Regions from separate parts of the Homo sapiens genome. Here regions 2, 3 and 4 are each linked to region 1. The links are chromatin contacts, found by Hi-C or POLR2A ChIA-PET in ENCODE. All regions are on one chromosome and are shown on one strand. Each heading gives the region's core, a stretch centred on a gene start or an enhancer-like site at or near the end of the contact. The rest is flanking DNA. Distances are from core to core; before and after follow the strand shown. Region 1 holds the start of TADA1 (transcriptional adaptor 1). Region 2 holds the start of SFT2D2 (SFT2 domain containing 2). Region 3 holds the start of TMCO1-AS1 (TMCO1 antisense RNA 1). Region 4 holds the start of UCK2 (uridine-cytidine kinase 2).

Region 1 (2,845 bases), core at 114-2,613:
CTTGTTAGGATGAAAAGTAGACTGTCAACTCTGCCACCCCAAAATTTCACATGAAGGAAAAACTCCAAAATTCATGTATGACATCCAACCTAAGTAATTTCAATCCAGTAATAATAAAGAACAGAGAAGGATGAAAAGAAAGTATTGGAGAAAAATTAAGTATTCCCAAATTGCTCCTCCACCAACATCATTTAAAAGTATGCATCCACTGAGTAATGCAAATGTGTAGAATACCAGAGAAGCCATCTAGCAGCAACAACACAGGCACTGTAATTTTAAACGTTTATATTTGCTTCCTATATTTTTGAAAAATAAAGTTGTAATAACAACGTTTTGAAAATTTCCAAACTCTTCCTTGTATCCCAGAGGTTCCTTTTTTGCTCTTTGGCTTTGGCTTTGACTGGATACTGATTTTACCCTTGGCCATTCTGCACCTAACCTGACTGTGCACTAGGTCCCCTGCCATAACCTGGATGAAGGTCTGGCTGAGCGTCTCTGGGATCCTTTACAGCCCCTCTAATGCATCAGTCGGGAATCAAAAGCGTGGGTCCCAACTCTGACAGTGACTTTTGAAGAGTTACTTGTCCGCACTAGGTCTCAGTCTTCTCATCTGTCAAATGGGAATAACAACTGTACCTATCTCACATCTGTTGTAAGGATTAGATAATATATTTAGAGAGCTTAAAATGTTTAAAATGTCCGCTACTGCTATCATCACTATAATTGTAGTGTTCAATGACTGTGATTTCACCAGAGGGTCCGTCTGCCTTACGAAATTGCTGTCAAAAGAGCTTACCAATAATCCGTAGCAGATCACACCAGCTCAACAGGCCTCCACCTCCAGGAAGCCCTCCAGGGGCGGGCCGCCCTGCGCTATGCCCTCTGGCTGGACGCGTAGGGCTCCGGCTCACTCCGCCCAAGTCAGCCTCCCGCATCCCGCACGCCCGCGCTGGGGCCCGCACCTGCTCAGCAGGCCCTTGGGTGCGAAGTGCGCTTCTCCCGCCCCACCCAGGGCAGACAGTCCCGAGCAACGGCGCCCGCCGATGTCTCCCGGGCGCCCAGGAGGCCCGGTCTCTCCAGGGCGGTGAGTTCAGGTGGCCCGCCCCGCCCCGGCCGGAGAAACCCCGAAGCCCCGCCGCCGCGGACTCCAGGCTGCACAGGCCCCCGGGCGACGCGGGCGTCTCCGGGGCGGGCTGGCAGCCCGAGGCCAGGAGAGCACCCGCGTGTTGGCCTGGACGCTGTGCTAGGGCAGCTCTTACTGTTTCACGTTGTCCCCCAGGGCCTCGCTTAAGTTCTTCTTGGCCGCCTCCAGCTCGCTCACAAAGGTCGCCATTGCTCCGCGTGTCTCAGCCCGACCGCAGACCGCCCGGCCACCGCGATCAACAACCCAAAAACCAACTCGGCGGAAGGCCTTGGCTCTGGAAGCTAAGCCGGCCGCCGTCAGTCCCGCCCCCAATCTCTCAGAAGTCGTTTGTTTGGTTTTCGGCTCCGCCCGCCTTTTCGCAGGGAAGGTGCCCGGCCAAACTCTGCTCTCTTCCTCCCGCCCCTCGAGTCACGTGATCCGCTTCACCTTGTCGCGCGCCCATCCTAAACCCGCGCGCCCCGCCTCGGCTGCAACGTTGCTGACAGGCTGGCGTGTCCCAAGCTCTTTCATTCTGTTACCGCTGGGGCAATTCCGAATTCAGCCTGCTGTTCTTCTGCCTGGAGGAGTACCTTACCCCTCCATTTAAAAAAGTAAATGCAGTATCAGTTTTACTCTTTCCTTGCCTTATTTTTCCCCGAGCACTAACCGTCTCATATGACATTTAGTTGATTTATCTTGTAAATGTTATGGCTCGAGGACAGGAGTTGTGTTTTATTCACTGTTACCCGCAATTCTCTAGAGCAGCGCCTGGCACATAGTGGATGCTTAATAAGTATTTGAGTAAATGAGGTAACTATGTAAAATTTGGAAAATACACAGAAAGATAAAGATAAAAAGAAGGAAAAAGTGTTTTACCACTCCCGGACAAACACTTAACTGAGAGAGATTTCTCCTTCACTTCGCACACTCCCATGACTTAAAATATTCTATGTTCAATTTTGCACGTTTTTAAACTTAAGGATTTATCTGTAGTATTACATTGTCTTTAGAATAATTTTAATGACAACATATTAAATACCCCCACAGATAGAAGGTACACAACTTGTTTCCCAATTGTTAGACTGTGTCCATTTCTTCTCTATTAAAAAGCAATACTGTAATATTGCTTTTGAAGCATATAGCATAATGAAGCAAAACTTCTTTATGCATAAAACTTTTCCTCCTTTAGGATTATTACTTTAGCATAGAGTCCCACACATAGAATTACTGGATCAAATGATGGGAATATTTATAAATGCCTTGGTGTATATTGTCAAATTGCCTCCCAAAGTTTTTTAAATAATCCTAGATAGCTTTTAGATCTTGTGTAATTTCTCCAAAGATGTCCCCTTAAGTTCATTCATTCAACTTCCTCACTGCCCAACCTAAACCCACAAGCCCTGTCCTGGCTGCAATGCCAGCCGGGCACCTTCTCTTCACTTGAATTCATACAGTGAGCTCCTATTATGTGTCTGGAACTCTTTGAGTACTGGAGATACACAGGTGAAAGGAGATACAAAGGTCAGGCAAAGTCTTCCTCTCTGTGTCAAAACTCTGGGTAAGTTTTGACACATTTAAAAAATATCCACTTAAGTTTTCCATGGCTCCCCACGCTCTGCTGAACAAATTCCAGACTCCAGCATTCAAATGTTCTCATGATCTGAACTCACCCTACCTGTGTACCTCACACACCACTGGCCTTCCCACATAACCCCACACTTG
Region 2 (2,845 bases), core at 154-2,653, 1.3 Mb after region 1:
GCACATCTGATTGCCTCCTTTGGAAAGGCTAATCAAAAACTCAAAGGAGTGCAACCATTTGTCTCTCACCTATCTGTGACTTGGAAGCCCCCTCCCCCCTTGAGTCTTCCTGCCTTTGCTTCGAGTTGTCCCGCCTTTCCAAACACAACCAATGTACTTCTTACACATATTGACGGATGCCTCATGTCTCCCTAAAATGTATAACACCAAGCTATGCCCCAACGACCTTGGGCACATGTCGTCAGGACTTCCTGAGTCTGTGTCACAGGTGCTGTTCCTCAACCTTGGCAAAATAAACTTCCTGGTTAACTGAGACCTGTCTCAAATTTTCGGGCTCCACACTTCTTTCACTTAATACAATGTTTTCGAGGTTCATCCACGTTGTAGCATGTGTCAGTACTCCATTCTTTTTTATTGCATGGGTATGTCACATTTTATTTACCATTAATCAGTTGGTGGCCATTTGTATTGTTTCCACTCTGTTGCCCAAGCTAGAGTGCAGTGGCTTACTGTACTGACAATCATGGCTTACTGCAGCCTTGACCTCCTGAGTCCAAGCCATTCTTCCTCCTCAGCCTCGCAAGTAGCTTGGATTACAGATGCCCGCCAGCATGCCTGGCTAATTTTTAAGAATGTTTTGAAGAGATGAGGTCTCCCTATGTTGCCCAGGCTGGTCTGGAACTCCCGGGCTCAAGCCATCTTCCCAAAGTGCTGGGAATACAGACATGAGCCACCATGCCCAGTCTACTTTTAGTTTTTTTAAGGTCAGAAAAAAAAACAATTGTACAAACACAAAACAATTTAACAATCTATTATTCCTTTCAACATTCCTTCAGTCACTTTTTTTTTTTTTTTTTTTGAGACAGAGTCTCGCTCTGTTGCCCATGCTGGAGTGCAGTATCCTGGTCATAGCTCATTACAGCCTGGAACTCCTTGGCTCAAGTGAGCCTCCTGCCTCAGCCTCCGGAGTAGCTGGGCTTCCAGGCACGCCCCACCACACCAGACTAAGGCCTTGAGTGATTAAAAAGAAAATCTTTTCCTGTGTAGGCACGATCGCAATATGGATGAACCACAGCCTTTGTTCCCGTCTGCACAAGGCTTCTCCCCCGTCTTTGTGTCTCCGGAGCCTTGCACGTGGTAGGTGCTCGGCATTCGTTGACTGGATCAAGTAGGGCGAGGGAGCGCGGCCCGTTCCGGTTTGAAACTGCTCTGGACGCCGAATTAGTGTTTGGCAGCGCCTGGTGGTCTTCAATCCCAGCCCCTCCGGCCCGCCGCGCCCCCCGGGACCAAAACAAGCGGAGGCGAGCGCGGGCGCGCGGGGCATGCCGGGAGCCCCCCGGTGGGCAGGTGCCTGGGCGGGGCGCGCCGCGGTTGGCGCCTGGGCGGCTGGGCGGCTGCCTAGCACCCGGAAGAGCCGTCAACTTAGCGAGCGCAACAGGCTGCCGCTGAGGAGCTGGAGCTGGTGGGGACTGGGCCGCAATGGACAAGCTGAAGAAGGTGCTGAGCGGGCAGGACACGGAGGACCGGAGCGGCCTGTCCGAGGTGAGTGAGCCCGGGGCCGTCGGCCCCCTCTCGCCGCGCTCCCGCCCTGCGTCCCCTGCCCGGGCCTGGGAAGCCTGCGGGGACTCCCTGGAGTTTCTGGACGGTAGCTCTGCCCCTTCTCCTCCTCTTCTTCTGCAGGGCTCCGCGAAGAGGTCTGGCACTACACGGGGCAGTGGCCGCGGCGTCCTTTTCTGCCCCGCGCCCCTTCAGCCCATCCTCCCTGACAAGGGGGCGGCGCAGGAGGAAATCCCCGGACTGAGCTGCGAGTGGGAGGGTGGGCGACTGGGCTGTCGGCCCCGGCCCCACCGGCCGGGGAATGCGCTTTAGGGCCGGGTAGGGCTGGGGGCCCCGAGGTCCAGGCGGAAGGAGCCTTTGCTGGGTGGGTCGGGGCCCCAGACCCGGACTGGGGTGTTGGGGTGGCGGTCCCTACCTCGCGACGGGGCTGGTGGCCGCGCCCCGAGCTCTGCCTTGGTTTTCTGTCCGGTTTAGGTTGTAGGGTGTGACACTCCCACCCGCCCCTGTACACATTGCCTTGTGATTGGGGGTGAGAAACTGCCCCCATCCCATGAGGACAGGGACCACATCTTGTGTCTCTGTCCACACTGCCCACAACTAGTCTCTAGACACCCAGCGCCTCAGGAGACTGCCTGCGTGTTGGTTTGTTTTATTAGAAAAGCTTTTTTTTCTTTTTTTCTGAGACAGAGTCTCACTCTGTCGCCCAGGCTGGAGTGCAGTGGCGCGATCTTGGCTCACTGCAGCCTCTGCCTCCTGGGTTCAAGCGATTCTCCCACCTCAGCCTCCCAAGTAGCTGGGATTACAGACACCCGCCATCAAACCCGGCTAATTTTTGTATTTTTACTAGAGACGAGGTTTCACCATCTTGGCCGGGCTGGTCTCGAACTCCTGACCTCAAGTGATCCGCCCACCTCTGCCTCCCAAAGTGCTGGGATTACAGGCATGAGCCACCGCGCCCGGCCTATTAGAAAAGTTTTGATCGTGCTGAAACCTGGCCACTAATGTCCTATGTTGTAGAACCACACAGAATGCTGCATTTCTATTTAGGGTGCTTTTAGCTTTTGTTTTCCTTTTTGGATGACAAAATAACGTTTCTCTTCGCTTTTTGGTGTATTCTTTAGCCTCCGTTCCCCATCTGTGAAATGAGGATGTTAAGATGATATGGCCAACTGGAAACTAATCAGTGTTTCTTCTGGTTTCTCAGCAAGTTCTTCTTTCTCAGCAAGCTGCTTTCACCCACGTTTGTGGTTGCTGATTTTATTCGGTTTTGTTTTGTGTGATACTGGGA
Region 3 (2,845 bases), core at 253-2,752, 1.1 Mb before region 1:
TCAACTTTCTAACCCAACTGAAACTCGGCTTATCTCTGAAGACACCACTTACCTTGACACCAGTCATAATGACATATCATCCTCCAAACATGCCTTAAATGTTAAGATTTCCATATTTTTGCTCATATGTTATTTCTTTACCTGGAATTTCCTTTCCCCATTTCATTCTCTATCCAAATTCTAACTATCCACAAGGAACTGCAAGGCCATCAGCATCATGAAGGCTACCATGGTTCCTCACAACTGAATGAAGCCTCTTCTTCTTTTTTTTTTAAAGACAAGTCTCACTATTGCCCAGGAGGCAGTGTAGTGACACCATCGTGGCCCACTGTAGCCTCAATCTCCTGGGCTCAAGGGATCCTCATGCCTCAGTCTCCCAAATAGCTGGGACTATAGGTGTGTACCACCATACCCAGCTAATTTTTTCTGTAGGGACGAGGTCTCCCTATGTTGCCCAGGCTGGTGTCAAACCCCTAAGTTCAGTCCTGCCTCAGCCTTCCAAAGTGCTGGGATTAACAGGAGTAAGCCACTGCGCCAGATTGAACCTCTTCTTTAGAACCACCACAGCACATAACATGTATCTGCTACGCCCCTCACTTCCCTCTAGTTGGTATTACACATTTTGCATAAAAGTCTTCTATTTCTAAATAGGCTTCAAGTCAGGTTCATCTTTGTATCAGCTGGTGCTCTTAAAATATTTATTGTGAACATGGACTTAATGAGCTTGACGTGTTGAAATTATTTCTAATGTGTTGCCATACTCACATTTTTTACTCTGTTTTTCCACTTCTGCCTTCAGTCTCTTGTACTTGTCTGTCCTGTAAACCAGGACCCAGGTTATGCCTAAAACATTAAAAGCAACATGTTAATAGAGAAATGACTGGAATGATCACAACAAACAAAGTGGTTACTGTTGGAGAAGGAGGAATTCCAACTTTTCGCTTTGTATTTACCCATAGTTAACTTTTTTCAAAGGCTAATACAACTGACTCTTCAGCCAAAACAACAGTAACATGATGTGAAGGTGTCTCCACAAATACCCAAGTGAAATCTACCTGAGACCAAAGAAAACTCGGCAATCGACTCCATACTCCCCTCCTGCTCCTGTTCACGAGTTGCCCAGAGATTCCCTGAAGTGGAGTAGATGAGCCTCTCAAGCAAGTAAGGCTCGCGATCTTTCCCCTGGTGGCACAGGGGACCCCGGGGCCCTTCCTCCCGGGGACTGATCAAACGTCTGAGAAATACCCGCTCTCACCCTCTGCGAGCAGAGCCGTGCACACAGAGATAAAAACGATGAGGAGAGTGTCCGCGAACATAGTGCTCATCTCGCACCTTCGTCTCTGCACTCTCACCCGCCAGGGGGAAAGCGCTCTACAGCCAGGAAAAGTGAAGCGAAAACGGCTTCCGTAGACTCCGCCACCACCGAGTAACAGACCAACTCTGACAGCCCGAAGATCGCACTTCCGCTTCCGGGGCATAGCACCGGAAAGGCTCGTATCGGAGAACGGTGTGGCCACGAGAGTCTAGAGGAAACCAACCCGCAACTCACTGGAGCTGAAGGGCTGGTAGTCAGGCCGAATCTCGCGAGAATTGGAACTATTTCAGAGCCAGAGGAGGATAGTGGCGGCGGCGAACTTTGCCCGGTAGATTTTACTGACTGGGGTGCTGGCGCGCGCCTTTTTCTCGGCCAGAATCCAGTTATTGGGATAGTCTTGACTTCTACCTCAGCCCAACTTCTGTGGTCGTAATATTAGTTTAGCTTGGGTTTGCCGTGAAGTAAGAAGACTGACTTCCGCAAAGGTACTGAACGACTGGGTGTAGGTGCCAGGGCATGGACGTGAAGCTGGAACCGCGAAATGAGTTAGTTGTGGGCCGCTGGCCTCAAGGAGCGAACGTCAGCGCGAAGAGGAGAAGCTTGTGCATACGCTCTGATAAGGGTTTTAATAGAGGTATTACCACAGTGCTGCGTGACACGGTTGAGAGAGTGGTCAGAAGAAGCTAATGAAAGGAATTGAAGCAGTGCCTTAGGGGAGTAGGAGTACTTTTGGAGATAGCAAAGGACTTTCTAGGCAAAGTGGAAGTCAAAGCACGGATGCCTGAAAATTCATAGTGTGATAGTGCAGTGAGTAATGTATCTAGAGAAGGGGTCTTAAACCCAGATGCCTAGACTGGCGAGAGAAAATAAATTATCTTATGCAAGCTGAGCCTAAACAAATGGTGGAAGTTACTACGATGGATAAGTGAGCATTAAGTTCATCTGAAAGGAGAATTTGATACCCAAATCCAACCCATTTCTCTAGGAGAATGAGCACCCAGTTTCTGAGATGTCTTCGTTTCTCAGGAAAATCCAGAAATCCTGGGTTTTATGTGAAACTTAATTTATAAGTGTTGCTAACTAATTAAAATTCAAAAATGTCTCAGCAGCGTGGTTTCAGCCATTGTAGACGGTTTCAGCTTTTTCACACTGGGGTGTGTGTGTGTATGGGTGAAAACCTGGAAGCTGGCTGAGCTGTATCCTCTTGTACTTCCTCCTATCATTGGTGTTTTTTTGTTTGTTTGAGATGGAGTTTCACTCTTGTTGCCCAGGTGGAGTGCAATGGCACAATCTCGGCTCACTGCAACCTCTGCCTCCGGGTTCAAGCCATTCTCCTGCCTCAGCCTCCCAAGTAGCTGGGACTACAGGTGCCCGTCCCCACGCCCAGCTAATTTTTTGTATTTTTAGTAGAGACGGGGTTTTGCCATGTTGGCCAGGCTGGTCTTGAACTCCTGACCTCAGATCCACCCACTTCGGCCTCCCAAAGTGCTGGGAATACAGGCGTGAGCCACCGTGGCCGGCCCTCATTGG
Region 4 (2,845 bases), core at 172-2,671, 1.0 Mb before region 1:
AAAAAGCTGCATAAAAGTGAACCTCACAGTTTGAACCAGTGTTGTTCAAGTGTCAACTTTAATTTAAAAGTGAAAAAAGTTTGTTTTCTCTGGTATCCTTTTTTTTGTTTTGTTTTGTTTTTGTTTTTGTTTTTTGACACAGGCTCTGGCTCTGCTGACCAGGCTGGAGTGCAGTGGGGAGATCATGGCTCACTGCAGCCTCGATTTCCCTGGCTTGAGAGAAAATTATTTTTTTCAAAATAATCTTCAATTTAAGGTAATTTACTAAGTTTCAAAAGATAATGCTATTGACGTAAATTCTGTTTTAGATTGTAGGCCCCATCAGCTCATTGATACTAGTCCCAAGTTCACAGGAGAAGAGACTGGAAGTTACTAGGCTAGTCCTGCCTCTCTCAGGTGTGTCCCAGCAAAACTTTTCTTTCCAGTTTCAGCGCTTTAGAAACCTTTTCTCTTCAAACACTAATACAGGGCCTAGACTGTACCAGCACTGTTCTGAGAACTTTACATACACTAATTCATTTAATTCTCACAAAAATCCTGGGATGTAATTGCCATTATTATTCCCATTTAACAGATAAGAACACTGAAGCACAGAGAGATTAAGTAACTTGCTCAGGGACCTGGATGTGAATGCAGAAATCTGGCTCCAGAGGTGGAGTCTGAAACTGCCTTTCTAAGTGACTGATTGCCAATCTCTGGAAAACCGTTCAATTGAAGATATTAATGGATCAAAATGTCAGTATGTTTTCAGATACCCTAACTCCATAGGAAGCTCAGTGTATGGGATGAGATACTGTGGTTTAGAAGGGAATTGCTTTTCCAACGGAGGGCACCCTTCAGATAAGCCCCTCAAATTGCCCTTCACTAGAGAGTCGCACGAGGACAGGCCTGCTAAAAAGGATGGCGCTGGGGGGTTTCCAAGACAGGAAATATCTAAAGCCAGCGGCTGACATATTATCTTGGCGAACGGGAGAAGGGAAAAAGAACCCTCATTTTTTGGAAACACAAGTTTTTAGCCTGGATAATGGGTAAATGACATTAACTCTTCGTTCCACACTAATCTTTCAAGCTTGTTCAAATTTTGCTTCTCAAACCTGGGCCATTCCTTCTTATCTAATCTGCCTATTATTTCCTTCAAGCTTTTTATCCCTTCTGAAAATAGGTGGTAGCATACCAAATTAAAATACAGAACAGCCTGTTTCTTTCCCCCAGGGTCCACTAGGGCGCGTCGGAGAAAGGGTTAACCGGGCGGGTGGGAGGGAAGGTCGGGCTCACACCTTTCGCAGAGACCTCGGGCGGCGGCGGGGCCCGGGAGGGGCGGAGGCTGGGGCCAGACGCCTCGCCGCCTCCGCCTCGGCGAATAGCAGCGCGCTGCCCGCCCGGATTGGAGCAGCAGCATCACGCTGACCTCTGCCTGGGATGTAAACCGGACCAGCCGCTGCGGGCAAAGGAAGGCTCTTGGCTCCTTCGGGAAACCCAGCCCCGTCACCGGGCTCCGAGCGGCTCGCAGGCGAGCGACAGCGGCCTCAGCCCCGGCAGCGCCCAGCGGCGGCTGCGGAAAGCGGAGGGAGTCCGACGCGGGCGCGGGCGGGGAGCGTGCGTCCGTTCGCACAGGCAGCGGGAGGAGGGGCGGCGCGAACCATGGCCGGGGACAGCGAGCAGACCCTGCAGAACCACCAGCAGCCCAACGGCGGCGAGCCCTTCCTTATAGGCGTCAGCGGGGGAACAGCTAGCGGCAAGGTACGGCGGGGCCCGGAGCCGCGCTCCCTTCCCGGCTTCTGTCCCTGGGCGGCGCATGTGGCCGGCGGCCGCGGGCCGTGTCAGTTGCGGCAGCCACCGCGTGGCCCGCGCGCCTCCGCTCCCGGCCGCGCTCCAGCGCCGAGTGCGCCCCGCGCGGCCTGGGGGCGCTGCGGCGGGGGCAGGCGAAGACTCGGGCCTTGGGGGTTCCGGGGGTACGCGGCCACGATCGCAGGGCGGGAGTGCTCCTCCGGCTTTTCTCCCCCCGCGTTAATAACTCGTGGCCGGGGTCCTATGGGGGAAGGGCAGGGAAGCGGATGCTTATTGTTTTGCAACTCCAGTGTCGGGGGAGAGGGCTTTCCGCAGGATCCCCCACTAACCCCCGATGGACTCCCTCAAGCCCCGGTCTGGCACAGACGTGCTCGCCCCGCGGCGCAGCCTGGTGCCGAGGGCGGAGCGAGCCGGGAAGCGCGGCCGAGAGGGCGAGGGTGGCGGGAACGCGCGAGGCGGCATCCCGGGGAAGGGGAGCCCAGTGTGGGGCTGCACGCAAGGGCTGGGGATTACAGGGGTTTCCGGGTAAAAGTCTGAGAGCCAAATAGGTGCCGTGACATCAATGAAACGATAATAGTAGGGGCTTCTGTTTTTTAAGGTTATAAGAGGAAACGTGGTCGGCTTCAATGAGAAAGTTGTACTGGCTCCAAGCTCTTCGGTGTCCAGGACGTACGCGTCTTGGATCCACGGAAGGGGGTCATCGTATGGGTGTCTGACCCTCTTAGGAGCCTGTTTCCTTTGTTTTATCCGCAAGGCAAGGAGAGACAAGGGAAATGACTTCCTAGCTTTACCCGGGGTTTTTTCTGCAGGTGGAGAAGGGTGGAGTCCTCCCAGATGGTTCTTTCTTTGCTCCCCTAACAGCCTTTAAGATGTGGCTACTTGTTTTTCCCACCGTTTAACACCCTCCAACTTCATTTGGAGCACGGGTTCCTCAAGGGATCCTGAGAGCTGGGTGCTGGGTGCTGGTTTGGAGAGGCAGGATGATGCTTCTCCCGGCTGGGGAGAGCAGAGCAGGAAGGCTGGTTGGCGCCATGAGGAAAGAGCCACGAGGTTTTAG

The links. A loop is a pair of places that touch in the nucleus more often than their neighbours do. ChIA-PET counts read pairs that join two places held with the same protein, here RNA polymerase II (POLR2A). Pooled maps may share reads with other maps.
Region 2: a pooled map shows a loop between it and region 1 (6-fold over the local background). The contact joins the promoter of SFT2D2 here to the promoter of TADA1 in region 1. A Hi-C loop is called at or near these places in 1 of 37 single-sample maps with no recorded cell type and 7 of 50 pooled maps. POLR2A ChIA-PET finds 5 or more read pairs at or near these places in 1 of 52 experiments (activated CD4-positive, alpha-beta T cell).
Region 3: a map of CD8-positive, alpha-beta T cell shows a loop between it and region 1 (4-fold over the local background). The contact joins the promoter of TMCO1-AS1 here to the promoter of TADA1 in region 1. A Hi-C loop is called at or near these places in 1 of 168 maps with a recorded cell type or tissue (CD8-positive, alpha-beta T cell), 2 of 37 single-sample maps with no recorded cell type and 10 of 50 pooled maps. POLR2A ChIA-PET finds 5 or more read pairs at or near these places in 1 of 52 experiments (activated CD4-positive, alpha-beta T cell).
Region 4: a loop to region 1 is called in a pooled map, with 7 times the contacts of the local background. The contact joins the promoter of UCK2 here to the promoter of TADA1 in region 1. A Hi-C loop is called at or near these places in 11 of 50 pooled maps. POLR2A ChIA-PET finds 5 or more read pairs at or near these places in 2 of 52 experiments (MCF 10A and WTC11).

What each region holds. Positions count from the first base shown.
Region 1 is chr1:166,874,901-166,877,745 of GRCh38, forward strand. TADA1 (transcriptional adaptor 1) reads right to left here and starts at 1,364. Exons shown (of 8, transcript NM_053053.4): 1 at 1,260-1,364. The coding sequence starts at 1,333. RefSeq lists silencers at 821-1,220, 1,251-1,300 and an enhancer at 1,701-1,750.
Region 2 is chr1:168,224,601-168,227,445 of GRCh38, forward strand. It overlaps SFT2D2 (SFT2 domain containing 2), which reads left to right and starts at 1,404. Exons shown (of 8, transcript NM_199344.3): 1 at 1,404-1,542. The coding sequence starts at 1,480. RefSeq lists a silencer at 1,071-1,700 and enhancers at 1,325-2,058, 2,361-2,440, 2,561-2,610.
Region 3 is chr1:165,767,427-165,770,271 of GRCh38, forward strand. It overlaps TMCO1-AS1 (TMCO1 antisense RNA 1), which reads left to right and starts at 1,503. Exons shown (of 3, transcript NR_125374.1): 1 at 1,503-1,949. TMCO1 (transmembrane and coiled-coil domains 1) reads right to left here and starts at 1,442. Exons shown (of 7, transcript NM_019026.6): 1 at 1,256-1,442; 2 at 766-843. The coding sequence starts at 1,325. RefSeq lists enhancers at 1,053-1,729, 1,730-2,405.
Region 4 is chr1:165,826,193-165,829,037 of GRCh38, forward strand. It overlaps UCK2 (uridine-cytidine kinase 2), which reads left to right and starts at 1,422. Exons shown (of 7, transcript NM_012474.5): 1 at 1,422-1,740. The coding sequence starts at 1,642. RefSeq lists silencers at 1,211-1,460, 1,541-2,020, 2,081-2,310 and an enhancer at 1,776-2,329.